Linked DNA regions of Homo sapiens: region 2 is linked to region 1. A link is an interaction called in ENCODE POLR2A ChIA-PET data of the cell type or tissue named here. Cell type or tissue: CD4-positive, alpha-beta T cell. All regions are shown on one strand.

The links. Peaks named below come from ENCODE experiments on the same cell type or tissue, not always from the same donor. Only the 100,000 strongest peaks of a DNase experiment are listed, where the experiment ranks them.
Region 2: POLR2A ChIA-PET joins it to region 1 with 10 read pairs; 14 of 35 experiments call an interaction of 5 or more read pairs at or near these places.

What each region holds. Positions count from the first base shown.
Region 1 is chr1:28,911,341-28,919,340 of GRCh38, reverse strand. It overlaps EPB41 (erythrocyte membrane protein band 4.1), which reads right to left and starts at 4,772. Exons shown (of 21, transcript NM_001376013.1): 1 at 4,573-4,772. RefSeq lists an enhancer at 3,968-4,127 and a silencer at 4,348-5,007. In CD4-positive, alpha-beta T cell, no CTCF peak of the experiment used is centred here; DNase peaks (open chromatin) are centred at 3,760, 4,170 and 4,900; H3K4me3 peaks cover 4,586 bases; H3K27ac peaks cover 2,171 bases.
Region 2 is chr1:28,964,081-28,972,080 of GRCh38, reverse strand. All of the region lies in intron 1 of EPB41 (erythrocyte membrane protein band 4.1), which reads right to left. Among named protein-coding and RNA genes, the nearest start is that of EPB41, 54 kb to the right of the region's middle. RefSeq lists enhancers at 5,528-6,057, 6,058-6,588. In CD4-positive, alpha-beta T cell, no CTCF peak of the experiment used is centred here; no DNase peak of the experiment used is centred here.

The DNA.
Region 1 (8,000 bases):
GCGGGTAGGGGATATTAAAGTCTCTTCAAGCTACTCCTTGAATTATACTGGCTGCTGTTCTCCAAAGTTCAAAGAGCTAGCCAATTTATTTTCAAATATTTTAAGTGGATACAATTCAATTTAAATAAAAAATCAGCAAAATAAGTATAAACAGACTTTCATCATAATCGGATTTTCCCAAAACCAATATTTGAAGCAAAGTGTCAGTAAGGTGGGTAGTTCTAAATGAGATCAGCACTCAATATAAAATATCAAAGTTCTCCTTTCTAACACCTCCAAGTTCTGAATACTCCTCACTGCTACAGCATTCTTCTTTATCTTTCTATGTATTCATTAAATAGCAGCAGAGTAAATCAAAATACTAATCTAACCCAGTGTGCACTCCAGAGTAAGTTATATTGCATTTGACTAAACACACCATGAACCCACTCTTAAAAAGGACGCACAGTAAAAGCCACCAGTGACATACCAAGAAACTTAAATGAACAACAAAAAATAACATACATTTGGCATCTGCCTCTCCTCTCCTCTAACTAAATGCTATGATAAATGCAATCAAGCAATTACTTTTTCTTTTTTCTCTTTGAGACAGAATTTCACTCTGTTGCCCAGGCTGGAATGCAGTGGTCTCAAACTCAAAGGCTCAAGTGATCCGTGGGCCTCGGCCTCCCAAAGTGCTGGGATTACAAGCATAAACCACTGCACCTAGCTAGCAATTACTTTTCAATAATTTTGGATCCTTCACATACATAAGGCCCATAACTGATTAATTCAGAGGCCATCTTTGGGGGCTTTATTTAGAGGAAAAAAACAAAGTTATTCATAAGAAAAGTTATTGGAATTATTGTTGTTTAGCTCACAAAATAAAGTGATTCCATGTTCAAGTAATTAAAGAAAAAATTCAAATATAGAGGTAGCAATGAATCCACATCTGAATATGCATTTAACCAAACACAAACTTGATGAAACTCAGAAAAATACAGGCCATTGGCTGGGTGTGGTGGTTCATGCCTGTAATCCCAGCACTTTGGGAGGCGGACGTGGGCAGATCACGAGGTCAAGAGATTGGAGACCATCCTGGCCAACATGGTGAAACCTCGTCTCTACTAAAAATACAAAAATTTAGCTGGGTGTGGTGGTGTGTGCCTGTAGTCCCAGCTACTCAGGAGGCTGAGACAGAAAAGACAAGAAAAACAAAAATACACTGGCAACACTTATGCTGTCCTGCCTCTTAGATAACAAGGAAACAGACTGTGGTCTACATCTATGCTCCTCTTGATTTCAGAACCAAACTCAGCCTCTCATGGCCACTGATATTCTAAAGTTATGAAATCAGATTAGCAATATGAAACTGGATTACTACATTAAAAAAAAGTAAGCAAACTCTATCATTCACACCAACAATTACACACCAGGCATGGTGGCTCATGTCTGTAATACAGACTAAGCTGGGCACAGTGACTCATGTCTGTAATCCCAGCACTTTTGGAAGCAGAGGTGAGACGATCATTTGAGCTCAGGAGTTTGAGACCAGCAGTTTGAGACCAGCCTGGGAAACAATAGCAGGACCCCGTGTTTTAAAAACGAAAAAAAAAAGCTGGGCATGGTGGTGCACGTCTGTAGTCCCAGCTGCTCAGGAGGCTCAGGTGGGAGAATCACTTGAACCCAGGAGTTCAAGGCGGCAGTGAGCCAGGATCATGCCACTGCCCTCCAGCTTGGGCAACAAGGTAAGATCCCTGTCTCTAAAAACATATGTATACAGGGCCAGGCACGGTGGCTCATGCCTGTAATCCCAGCACTTTGGAAGGCCGAGGCGGGTGGATCACGAGGTCAAGAAATCGAGACCATACTGACCAACATGGTGAAACCCCAACTCTACTAAAAATACAAAAGTTAGGTGGGCATGATGGCAAGCGCCTGTAATCCCAGCTACTTGGGAGCCTGAGCCAGGAGAATTGCTTAAATCCAGGAGGTGGAGGTTGCAGTGAGCTGAGATCATGCCACTGCACTCCAGCCTGTGTGACAGAGTAAGACTCCATCTCAAAATAAATAAATAAATACACACACACACATACACACACACACACACACAGAGAGAGAGATGGCAAAGCAAGGGTTATTACAGAGTAGTTCTATTTGGTTGCACAATACAAAAAATAAGGAGAATAAAGGTGGAAAGGTAGATTGTAGCCATATTGCATAAGAACTTACAAGACATTTGGTATAAAACACTTAATAAATGTTGGGAGAGGCCGGGTGAGGTGGCTCACATCTGTAATCCCAGCACTTTGGGAGGCCCAGGGAGGAGGATCTCTTGAGTCCAGGAATTCAAGACCACCCTAGGCAACATAGTGAGACTGTCTCTACAAAAAATAAAAAGACATTAGCCAAGCATGGGGGCACACGCCTATAGTCCCAGCTACTAGGGAGGCTGAGGCAGGAGGATCACTTGAGCCCAGGAGTTTAAGGCTGCAGTGAGCCGTGATCATGCCACTGCACTCCAGCCTGGGTGACAGAATGAGACCCTGTTTAAAAAAAAAAAAAATTGTTGGGAGAATTTTGGTAAAACCTACAGATTAAAAACATTTATTTCTAAGCCTGAATTCAAACATACAAGGAAAAATGTATAGTTTTGTTGGTAGAAGACAGAGGAATCAGAAGGTTGGCATTCTGAACTTATGTTCAACAATGAGTTCACCTTTTTTTGAGACAGTTTTGCTCTGTTGCCCAGGTTGAAGTGCAGTGGTGCAATCTCGGCTCACTGCAACCTCCGCCTCCTAGGTTCAAGCGATTCTCCTGCCTCCACCTACTGAGTAGGTGGGATTACAGGCACATGCCACCACACCCAGCTACTTTTTTGCATTTTTAGTACAGATGGGGTTTCACCATGCTGGCCAGGCTAGTCTCGAACTCCTGACCTCAAGTGATCCACCCGCCTTGGCCTCCCAAAGTGCTGGGATTACAGGCGTGAGCCACCGTGCCCGACATAGTTCACTTTTAATAGTGCCAAAGATATACTGTACTTGTTTCCCCAGGTGTATGAATAATATCTATATTTACCTTAATTATAAGCTTCTTATAGAAAGCACACTGAATTAACTACTTTGATTCTAAGGCAATCTGGTGTTCAGTTATTACATCTATTTTTGAATCTGCCATTTATTGAGTGCTTACTGTACGCCAGATAGCATGTACGCTACATGGATTATATTAATAACACCCCAAACCAAAAATTTTACAACTGGCGAAGAACTGATTACACTTTCAATTTACAGAAAAGGAAAATGAAGAGTACATCAAGTTTCCATAAAAAGTAGGGGTTAGTGCTACATTAACAAAACTGGGACGGGAAGAAACATATACGGGCTATATATCCTGCTTTTGATTAAAGGGATCAAACCAACTAAAATTTTTGCCAGGACTGAGAATACAGAAAACAACAATGAGCAACAGCATTGACTACAGTACATCCTCAAGAGAGTATAAATCCACTATAATAATATCCAAGACACAAGACACAACCATTTCTTGCAATTTTCCCTAAAAACAGAAGGGAAGAAAATAGCAGCTGTGAAATCACCCAGACTACAAAAAAAAAAAAAAAAAAAAGCATCTGAAAAAAAAAAAGGAAAAAGAAAAAACTATCTCCTAATGAACAACTACATGCCAAAAAACAAGTCTCCACAGACTAGTCATTTATGGCAGGGTACAGGGTACAGTTAAAGAAACAACAGGATGACAGTCGCTATCATGTGGCCAGAAACCAGTCCATCAGCAATCTGTTTCACGTGAGATCACTTTTTCTCAAGAGAATGCCTGTTCTTGGGGAGCATGACCTGTTTTGGCAAAACCTCCCCAGGAATAATGGCCTGCTGGTCAATCTCGGAGGGCGAGCCCAGACCCGGCCTCTCCACAGGTACAGCAGCCCAGCGAGCACGGAGGAAGATTTCCAAGCCGACAGATGCGCGAACTGAAAAAGGAGGTCACGACGCTGAGAGAATAGATTTAACCCTCTGCTCGCTGGGAACCCAGAAGACTAAGGGGGAACATGTTTTTCAATGATGCAGGCGTCGGTGGCGGGAAGGCCTGCGAAGTCTTGCCAGGGCTCCCTGCAGTCCTCAGATTCCGCCTGACTTCTGCAGACAGCCCAGCTCCCTCGCCAGGAAGAAATCGCTCCGCGGCTGCACGCAACACCTTCACCGTCTGAAACCTGCGATTCTCCGCATTTGGTTTCCTCCCGAGGCTCCTGCACACCGCACCGTGATTGACGCACCCGAGGGGACCGTCAAAAATACATCTCAAGCCTAACTTTCCAACACTCCCGCGACGCAACCCCTTCCCCTTTCCTCAGCGGCTCTGGCCCGCCCCTCGCTCCTCGGGCCGCGTCCCGGCTGGCGACTCGGCGTGCACACGAGGCTCCTCCGCGGGAGAGCCCGCGCCCCGGCCCGGGGCCTGTCGGGGGTTGCAGACAAAGAGGCTGCAGCGCCGCCGCGGCCGCCAGGACCGTCCCCACGGGGACAGCTCCACGCCCACCGCCCCGGCTCCCGCGCCGCCGCCGCCGCCTCGCCTCACCGGTGGCTCCGGGGCCGGGCTCCTGCGCCCGCCACTGCTGCAGCCCGACGAACAATGGCAGGAGGAGGCGCCGGCGTCCGAGGCTCGGGCCCTCTGCGGCTCGCGGGCCCGCCGGCTGCTGCTGGCTGACTGACTAAACGCACCAGCGGAGGGAGGGAGCGAGCGAGCGACCCTGGCGCGCGCCCTCCCGCCTTCCCTCTGCGAGGCGAGGCCAGCCCGGCCCGCAGCCCGCCCGCCGGCCCGCGCCCCTCCCCCTCAGTTCGCCACAACATTGTAGTAAATTTCTATTGGGCCGCGCCGGAGGGAAGGAGGGGGCCGGGCCCGCGGCCCGTCCGCCCATTGGCTGAGGCCAACTTCTAGCTCCCCTTGTTTCCCCCCTCCCCTAGGCCGGTAAGGAGAGGAGAGGGGAACGAAAAAGAGAGAGGAAAAGGCAAGGGGCTGGCCGCGTGTGCGCACGCGCAAGTCGAACCCGGTCTGGAGCCGGGGTGTTCCGGGATCCCGCAGCACCCACGTGGGGCATGAGGCAGCTAGAGCCCTGGACGGTGAGGCCCTTTCCTCCTTCCAAGTAAGAGGCCGAGATTTGGAAGCCTCAGGGAAGTAACTCGCGTAGAGGTTGTAGCCAGGCTACCCCAACTGACTCCCCCTAAACGCTTAGTGACCTCGGGTAAGTCACTCAGCTTCTCTGTACCTCAGTTTCCCCATCCACTAGTTTGACTGTCTCTAGGCGCCCTTCCAACCCTGACATTCGATGAGACTTTACCTCTCGTGCCAGCTGTGTAAGGCCTGAAATGGAAGCTAAGTGTTGAGACCACGCCAAGATTGAACCTGTCTTCTGCATTTAAGGATCTCCTAATTCCCCCCTGGCAATCTCAACATTATAAAGACCTAGCTTCCGAGGTCTGGTCTCCAGATGAACTGAGGGTTGCTCTGACAATTGCTTAGTGTGTCTTTATTTCCTTCCAGAAGTGTCAGAGACCCCTTGACCCTTCCTACTCCCTGCTAGGCTGGTCTGTGAACAGGCTTCGGACCCACAGTGCAGAAAGAAGGCTTTTGTTTTAAGCATGATACCTAGAAGGTAAGATAGGATCTGGTGTTCTATTTTAGAGATGAGGAAACTGAAGCAGAGAGACTTAAAACTGACAGGATAAGAAGCCAGGCCATCTGACAGCAGAGTCTGTAGATGCCAGCTAGACATTCCTGATATCTAATCACAGCCCCTTCACGATCCCAGCACAGCCTCTGGAAACAGATTGCCTGGGTTCAATTCTTAGTCTCCAGCCTTTTCTAATGGTTTGATTTTCATTTTTCTTTTATTTATTTATTTATTTATTTGAGACGGAGTCTCGCTCTGTCACCAGGCTGGAGTGCGGTGCCGGAATCTCGGCTCACTGCAACCTCTGCCTCCCGGGTTCAAGCGATTCTCCTGCCTCAGCCTCCCGAGTAGCTGGGACTACAGGCGTGTACCACCACGCCCAGCTAATTTTTGTATTTTTAGTAGAGACGGGGTTTCACCGTGTTAGTCTCGATCTCCTGACCTCGTGATCCGCCCTTCTCGGCCTCCCAAAGTGCTGGGATTACAGGCTTGAGCCACCGCGCCCGGCTGTGCCTCATTTTTCAACACCATAAAAGGGGATAATATGTCCAAGTAGCTGGGACTCCCACCTATAGTGGGAGGCTGAGGTGGGAGGATTGCTCAAGCACAGGAGTTCAAGGCCACAGTGAGCTAGGATCATGCCATTCCACTCCAGCTTGGGCAACAGAGCAAGACTCCATCCCTAAAAACAAAAACGAGGGTTGGGGGAGGGAGAAGGATAATAATAGTTCCCACCTCACAGAGTTACTGTAAGAATTAGGCCAGGCATGGTGGCTCATGCCTGTAATCCCAGAACTTTGGGAGGCTGAGGCAGGCGGATCACCTGAGGTCAGGAGTTCGAGACCAGCCTGGCCAAATGGTGAAACCCCATCTCTACTAAAAATACAAAACTTAGCTGGGCCTGGTGGCAGGCACCTGTAATCTCAGTTATTCTCGGAGGTTGAGGCAGGAGAATCACTTGAACCCAGGAGGTGGAGGTTGCAGAGAGCCGAGATCATGCCATTGAACTCCAGGTTGGGTGACAAGAGCAAGACTCCATCTCAAAAAAAAGAAAAAGGAAAACAGAATTAAATGAGTTAAAATATGTAAAGGACTTAGAGCAGTGCCTAGCTCATAGTAAGATCTATGTGTGTTAATTATTATTACTATTCAGAGACTAAAATGTGGACTGAGAGGTGTGGAACTGGCAAATATAATAATATATTTGTTAAGCATGCAATTGTTGTTAGCACTGAGCTGAGCACGTTATGTAAATTGTCCATTTGAAACATCATAAAACCCCTTGAAAACCACCTGACTATACCATCTAAAACACCCTCCACTCAAACACCCTTATCCTGCTTTAATTTGCTTCATAGCACTTACCCTACTTGACTTTCTACTATATATTTATTATTTATTGTGCCTCTCAAATAAATTGCTGTAATCTAGACCCACTAGACTGCAAGCTCAGGAAGGCAGGGACTGTATCTGTATTCATCTCCCAGAACAGTATACGCTCAATAAATATTTGTTGAATGAGTTAATGAACATCCTCATTTTACATATAAGGAAACTGAGTCTTAGTGAGGTCAGGTGACTTGGCCAGGGTCATTCTGTGTATGAGGGGTGAAGCACCTGTTTTTTTTTGAGAAGGGGTTTCGCTCTTTTTGCCCAGGCTGGAGTGCAATGGCACGATCTCGCCTCACCTCACTGCAACCTCTGCCTCCCAGGTTCAAGCGATTCTCCTGCCTCAGCCTCGTGAGTAGCTGGGATTACAGGCATGTGCACCACGCCTGGCTAATTTTGTATTGTTAATAGAGATGGGGTTTCTCCATGTTGGTCAGGCTGGTCTCGAACCCCCAGCCTCAGGTGATCCACCCACCTCAGCATCCCAAAGTGCTGGGATTACAGGCATGAGCCACCATGCCTGGCCACACCTGTTCTTAAATACTCTGGTCTCCTGCCTCAAGTCCTCAGGTTCAGCTGTGCTTTTTATTCAGAGTTCTAGTCCTACCACCTCTGTGCCTCAGGCTTCCTTCACCAATCAGACAGGAAAATCTGGTACCTTGAAGGATGAGTATAGAAGACCAATTACCAGTGGTTTACCATCTCCACCACCACCAAGTTATCCAGCAAATTCAGATTCATGAAAGCCCAGTATTCTCTATGCCATGAAGTGCTAGCCAATGGCACATCTAATTGGATGCAAAGAATATGTAGCATTTAATAATCCTTACTCTGCAAATAAGTAGAGGTCTCAGGCTAACAGCAAAAGGCTAGACACAAGGCAGGTATGAACTACTCTGAAATTCAGAGTGCCATGCAATAACACACCATAATCCATTGACTCAGG
Region 2 (8,000 bases), 53 kb before region 1:
GCATGGTAGCGTGCACCTGTAGTCCCAGCTACGGGGGCAGGGTAGGGGTGGGTATGGGGTGGTGAGCCTGAGGTGGGAGGATCAGCTGAGCGCGGAGGTCGAGACTGTAGTGAGCTGTGATCGCTGCACTCCAGACTGGGTGACAGAATGAGACCCTGTCTCAAAAGAAAAAAAAGTGTCAAAGTGTATTATTTTAGCCATTCTAGATGGAAATCTTTATGAAATGGATTATATGCTTCCTTGTTTCATTTTTTAAATCTATAGACCATAATTGAGTCGTTATTGATTTAGTCATCATTATGAACCTGAATTACTACGCAGTGCTAATGTCCTCATAGGCTACTGAAGTCTATAGTGATGATTAGCTCTTTCAGAAAGATATCTGAATACTGTGCTTTTTTATTTTTTGTATCTGCCTTTATTAGGTTTCCTATTTGCTCATTTGAAGAGTTAACTCACATTTCTTGCTGATGTCAAAGTGGCCTGCCAACAAGCATCTTCCAATGTCTCTTCTTCTAATCTGTTATTGGCTAATCTACATTGATTCAGAAACCAGATAGCCAAGTGTGTTAAAATTTTGTTTAAAGAGTAAATGCAACCGGGCGCGGTGGCTCATGCCTGTAATCCCAGCACTTTGAGAAGCCGAAGCCAGGTGGATCACTTGAGGTCAGGAGTTCAAGATGAGCCTGGTCAACATGGTGAAACCCAGTCTCTACTAAAAATACAAAAATTAGCCAGGCATGGTGGCAGGCGCTTGTAATCCCAGCTACTTGGGAGGCTGAGGCAGAAGAATCACTTGAACCTGGGAGGCAGAGGTTGCAGTGAGCCAAGATCGCGCCACTGCACTCCAGCCTGGGCGACAGAGGGACACTGTCCCAAAAAAAAAAAAAAAAAAAAAAAGAAAGAAAGAAAGAAAAAAAAAAGATTAAATGCGGCCGGGTGTGGTGGCTCATGCCTGTAATTCCAGCACTTTGGGAGGCCAAGGCAGGCAGATCACATGAGGTCAAGAGTTCAAGACCAACCTGGCCAACATGGTGAAACCCTCTCTCTACTGAAAATACAAAAATTAGCTGGGCGTAGTGGCACGCGCCTGTAATCCCAGCTACTCAGGAGGCTGAGACAGGAGAATCGTCTGAACCTGGGAGGTGGAGGCTGCAGTGAGCCGAGATCGCACCTTTGCACTCAGCCTGGGCGACAGAGCAAGACTCCATCTCCAAAAAAAGAGAGTAAATGCTAAGGAAGAGTAAGACTAATGCTTCACATTACTGGACAACTTCAATGCATGGATTTTATGAAATCACTTCTAGCTCTTCAAGTACCACATAAGCCTAAAGTTTCCATTATATTGTGTCTAGTTGAGGCTATAAGGTAAGTGACCTTCAGATCAATCACACCATGACTATTCTCTTTCTTTCCAAGTTGAGATTAAAAGTCTTTAATGCCATTATTTATATAAGGTGTTGTATCCATATAAACTCTCCCGGAAAACATAAAACAATGGAATAATTTAGCCTGAAAATGTAACTGAAAGGAAGGAGAACCACACATAAAATGCTTACTAGCCTTAAAAATTTCAAGGTAAATATAAACAAAGCCTGAAGATTTCTAGCTACAAAGGGGTTTTAGTTAAGAGTATGGAACTTTCCTTACTCTCTTATTTTTAGTTTCTTAGAGCCAACTCAATCTAACAATATTTACTTTAAAATTTTGAAACTCAAATACCATAAGACTATTTTAGTAAATTTCACTTTAACCAGAAAACTACAGTAAATTAACTATCAAATATCATCTAGTAAGAATACAAGTGGGAATCACAAACATGAACTGGATCATGGATTGTTTTAGCAGATACTCTGGAAATTGGAATAGATGCAGCAGTTGTCTCTTACCATTGTTAAGTATGAAAAATATACTACAGGCCACCAGAAAATATAATACTGGCACAGAGACAAGATTTAGTACCAGTTTGAATATTTCAAATAATCCGCTATTTGCTGAAAGTATTCAATAAAATTATTGACTAAGCTTGATGACAGTTTTCTCTCCCAGAAAAGCCTCTACTATGGGACTGAATTCTGAGCAGTAAACAATAATTTTTTGGTGATGTGAACATATCAGAAACTTTAGCAGAGAATAATAATTTCACACAGTTTTGTTTTTTGTTTGTTTGTTTGTTTTTTGAGACAGAGTCTCGCTCTGTCGCCCAGGCTGGAGTACAGCGGCACGATCTTGGCTCACTGCAAGCTCTGCCTCCCAGGTTCACGCCATTCTCCTGCCTCAGCCTCCCGAGTAGCTGGGACTACAGGTGCCCACCGCCACGCCCGGCTAATTTTTTGTATTTTTTTAGTAGAGACGGAGTTTCACCGTGTTAGCCAGGATGGTCTCAATCTTGTGACCTCGTGATCCGCCCGCCTCAGCCTACCAAAGTGCTGGGATTACAGGCTTGAGCCACTGCGACCGGCCAATTTTTTGTATTTTTAGTACAGACGGGGTTTCACCGTGTTAGCCAGGATGGTCACGATCTCCTGACCTCGTGATCCACCCGCCTCGGCCTCCTAAAGTGCTGGGATTACAGGCGTGAGCCACTGCGCCCGGCTAATTTCACACAGTTTTTATGCTGAGAAAAGAGGTCACAGTCAAACACGTAAGCTTACTACAAATAAATTCTAAAAACATTTAAAGAAAAGTAAGACATGGGCTGGGCGTGGTGGCTCATGCCTGTAATCCCAACGCTTTGGGAGGCCAAGGCAGGTGGATCACTTGAGGTCAGGAGTTCGAGACTAGCCTGGTCAACATGGTGAGACCCTGTCTCTATTAAAAATACAAAAATTAACCAGGCATGGTGGTGGGTGCCTGTAATCCCAGCTACTGGAGAGACTGAGGCACAAGAATCACTTGAACCGAGGAGGTGGAGGTTGCAGTGAGCTGAGACTGTGCCACTGCACCGCAGCTTGGGTGACAGGGCAAGACTCTGTCTTAAAAAAAAAAAAAAAAAAGTACGGCATGATTGCATGTCCAAAGATTCTATAAGAATATAGAACTTGTTAGGATAAGGCAATTCTAGAAAGCGAAGTTCATTTAGTTTGTGTTTTTTTTTTGGGGGGTGGGGGGTTTTGGAGGCAGAGTATCACTTTATCCCCCAGGCTGGAGTCCAGTGGTGCGATCTCAGCTCACTGTAACTTCTGCCTCCCAGGTTCAAGTGATTGTCACGTCTCAGCCTCCTAAGTAGCTGGCATTACAGGTGCGCACCACCATGCACAGCTAAATTTTGTATTTTTAGTAGAGACGGGGGTCTCACCATGTTGGCCAGGCTGGTCTCGAACTTCTGGCGTCAGGTGATCCACCCGTCTCGGCCTCCCAAAGCGCTGGGATTATAGGTGTGAGCCACTGCGCCCGGCCTCATTTAGTTTTATAATTGCAGTTTTTGCCATTGAAAGTAACGGCAAAAACTGCAATTACTTTTGCATCAACCTAATACATTTCACAGTTTTATATTAAGTGTCAGGTTCTTTTCTAAGCCCTGGGAATATGGCAGTGGAATATTCTCTATACAATCATAAATTTTTAGAAAAACATGAGGAAATATGGCAGTGGAATTTTCTCTATACAATCATAAATTTTTAGAAAAACATGAGGAAATGATTAAAGACAGTCATGAAGAGTGGGGATATTATAAGGACATATGTACAAAAACAGAGTTTTGTTTGTTTGTTTGTTTGTTTGTTTTGAGATGGAGTCTTGCTCTATCGCTAGGCTGGAGTGCAGTGGTGTGATCTCGGCTCACTGCAACCTCCACCTCCCGGGTTCAAGAGATTCTCCTGCCTCAGCCTCCCGAGTAGCTGGGACTAAAGGAGTGCCACCACACCCAGGTAATTTTTGCATTTTTAGTAGAGACAGGGTTTCACCATGTTGGCCAGGATGGTGTCGATCTCTTGACCTCGTGATCTGTCCACCTCAGCCTCCCAAAGTGCTGGGATTACAGGCGTGAGCCACCGTGCCTGGCCAAAAACGAAGTTTTAAAAACAGCCTTGCAAAGGAATATCTACAAAAATAATGGCCAATAGTCTGGCCAACATGGTAAAAACCTGTCTCTACTAAAAATACAAAAATTTGCCAGGCGTGGCGGTGCATGCCTGTAATCCCAGCTATTCAGGAGGTTGAGGAATGAAAATCACTTGAACCGGGGAGGCAGAGGTTGCAGTGAGCTGAGATCACACCACTGCACTCCAGCCTGGGCGACAGAGGAAGACTCAAAAAAAAAAAAAAAAAAGACAAGGCCCATTAAAGAATGGAGCTTAAAAGAAAAAAAAGGCTGGGTTCAGTGGCTCACACCTGTAATCCCATCTACTTAGAAGGCTGAGGTGGGAGGATCATTTAAGCCCAGGAGGTGGAGGTTGCAGTCAGCTGTGATCATGCCACTGCACTCCAGCCTCGGAAACAGAGTAAAACCTTGTCTCAAGAAATGAAAATTAAAAATTAAAAAATAGAAAACTGCTGAAAATGAAGGGGGAGAAAGAAAGGAAGGTCGAATTCATACTACAGCTTGAGAGAAAAACAGAATAGTGTTAACATGGGTCAGAAGCAAAATTACCAAAGGTTAAATATCCCCAGATCCTTAAACTGTTCCTCACATTAAATAGTTTACCAGTTCCTCATCATTCTAGACATCCTCTCCCAAACAGATTCCAAAGTATCAGTAACTTTCTTTTAAATGAGGTACCTGGAACCAAACACATTTTCCTGAAGAACTGAAATCATAAAAGGGCCGAGCGTGGTGGCTCACGCCTGTAATCCCAGCACTTTGGGAGGCCAAGGCGGGTGGATCACGAGGTCAGGAAATCGAGACCATCCTGGTTAACATGGTGAAACCCCGTCTCTACTAAAAATACAAAAACTTAGCCGGGTGTGGTGGCGGGCACCTGTAGTCCCAGCTACTCAGGAGGCTGAGGCAGGAGAATCGCTTGAACCCTGGAGGCAGAGCTTGCAGTGAGTAGAGATCATGCCACTGCACTCCAGCCTGGGCGACAGAGTGAGACTCCGTCTCAAAAAAAAAAAAAAAAAAAAAAAGGTTCTCATATGAATCTATCTTTATAACCTGCTTCTGAACTGAAAACTGAAGTTAGTTATCAGTAAAGGAGGTAGCATGATCCTACTAAAAGTACAGTTAGATCATCCACTGACCAGAAACCCTCCAAAGACATTTCCTGCCATTCAGAATAAAGGGCAAAGTCCTTGCAATTGCCTGTCCTGTTCCAGCCACCTGGGTCTCCTCGTTGTTTATTAAACATGGTAAGCATGCTATTTGCCAGGACCTTAGGATTTGTGGTTTCTTCTGCCTGGAAGACTACCTACCTCCCAGATGCCACGAGGCCTGCTTCCTTTGGGTTTTTACTCAAATACCACCTCCAGTGAGGCTTTCCTTGGTCACCCTACCTAAAATTGGAGGCCCAGCTGCACTTCATTCTCCTGCTTTATTTTTCTCTGTAGCACTTAACTACTCTTTAATGACATACTATATGGTTTTTACTTGATTTGGTTTATTGTTTGTCTACCCCCACTAGAATGTAAACTCCATTGGAGCAAAGGATTGTGCTTGTTTTGTTCATTGTTTCATCCCTGTTGCCCAGAATGTTGCACCAAAAAATATGAGTTGAACAAATAAATGAACAAAAGAAAGACTGATTTTGATAAGTCCAAAGGCCAGAAACTACTTTCCTCATAATAAAAGATGTGAACGAGTCATCTGGTGAAGGGTAAAGAAATCAACAGAATCTAGATATACCCAAGAAGGAATACAAAATGCTTACTTACATATCCAAGGTACTAAGATACTTCAGATGTAGATATGCTAACTGTAACTTAATTACAAAATAATTTTTTCTTTTTTTTTTTTTGAGACGGAGTTTCACTCTTGTTGCCCAGGCTGGAATGCAAAGGCGCGATCTCAGCTCATCTCAGCAACCTCCGGCTCCCAAGTTCAAGTGATTCTCCTGCCTCAGCCTCCCAAGTAGCTGGAATTACAGGCTCCCGCCACCATGCCTGGCTAATTTTTGTATTTTTAGTAGAGATGAGGTTTCGTCATGTTGGCCAGGCTGGTTTCTAACTCCTGACCTCAGGTGATCCACCCGTCTCAGCCTCCCACAGTGCTGGGGTTACAGGCATGAGCCACCACGCCCGGCTTACAAAATAATAATTTGCTAAATTATTGTGTGCCAGCCAAAAGGAATTAATAGTCATCCCATGTGGCAGTACAAAACTTTGAAAACGCTAAAGTTTATTCCAAGTATTTTCCTTTCTAGTGTAGTCTCTAACAAAGGTAACACTGAAAGGAGATCAGAGTGAAGTGCATCACTACAAATGGTAATGAGTTTGAAATCCCTAAGGGCATTCAGTTCTGGGTCAGCTCCCAGGAATCTGAGTCCAGAGAGAGGCAGTCCTACCCATTCCCACCTAACCTCCAGGTCATTCTTCATTTATATGTGCTCTGAAAAAAAAATGAGGTTGTGTGTGTTTCAATGGTGTTGAAAAGATCATGAGCCAAACAAGAGACTCAAAAACCCTGTTACCTCATTCTGTGTCTATACCTGATTCATTCATCTTCTTTCTCTTTGATACAGTCTCCAGACTTACACCTTATTCTCTTAAGTAATAATACCCTATACTAAACCCCAACAGGAAATCAGTTTCAAAAAAGTTCTAAAAAAAAAATTATAAAATGCTTTCCTGGGTTACTAGGTTCTATGAAAACATTAAAGCAATAAAATAAAATTCTCATTGGAGGCCTATGAGAATTACAAGATCAAAAAAAGGTTTTTTCCCCATAATTAAACAACTAAATATTTTTCTTTTTTCTCCTTTGAGGAAGATGATAATTAAAGTTTTACCAAAACTACAAGCAATATTTAAAAACCTATTCACTAATTCAAAAAACCCCATGCAATAATTAAATAATTACTGAATTCATCATAAATGTTCACTGAACATATAATATTTTAGGCACCAAGATAAGAGCCAAGGTTGCAAAAAAATAAGATGTGGCTTCTACCCTCAAAGAGTACACAGTCTATTTTAAAAATCAGGCAAAAGCAAGCAATTATATAGTAATATATGCAGAGAATAAGCAGAGCAGAGTCAGAGAAAAGGCCTTTGATATACAATCTGAGCTAAGCTTTAAAGGATAAGTAGGACTAAGTTAGGTGACGAAAGGAGGAGAGGGCATGATCAACTGGATAAGCATCTAGAAAAAGCATGTGCACCCGAATGGCAAGCAGCACAAAGTTCACTATAGCTGGAGTATAAAATATAGGATGACAGAAAACAATGGAGGTTGAGACTGGGTTGAGACCAGGCAAGGGTAGATTAGGGAAAGCCTGCTTTTGCAATGGTCAAGAATTTATACCTTATTCTCTGTAAAACAGGAAGCCATTAGAAAATTTTATTTATTTATTTATTTTATTTATTTATTTATTTATTTGAGACAGAGTCTCACTCTCACTCTGTTGCCCAGGCTGGAGTGCAGTGGCACGATCTTGGCTCACTGCAACCTCCGCCTCCTGGGTTCAAGTGATTCTCCTGCCTCAGCCTCCCAAGTAGCTGGAACTACAAGCGTGCACCACCACACCCAGCTAATTTTTTTTTTTTAGACAGAGTCTCACTCTATTGACAGGCTGGAGTGCAGTGGCATGATCTCAGCTCACTGCAACCTCCGCCTCCCAGGCTCAAGCAATTCTCCTGCCTCAGCCTCCTGAGTAGCTGGGACTACAGGCGCACCACCACATCCAGCTAATTTTTGTATTTTTAGTAGAGACGGGATTTCACCATGTTGGACAGGCCACAGTGGTCTCAAATTCCTGACCTAAAGTGATCGCCCGCCTCAACCTCCCAAAGTGCTGGGATTACAGGCATAAGCCACCCCACCAAGCCTGCCATTAGACGATGTTAAATATGGAAGTACCATAGTAAAATATGTGTTAATGTGTGTGTGAGAGAGAACGGATACA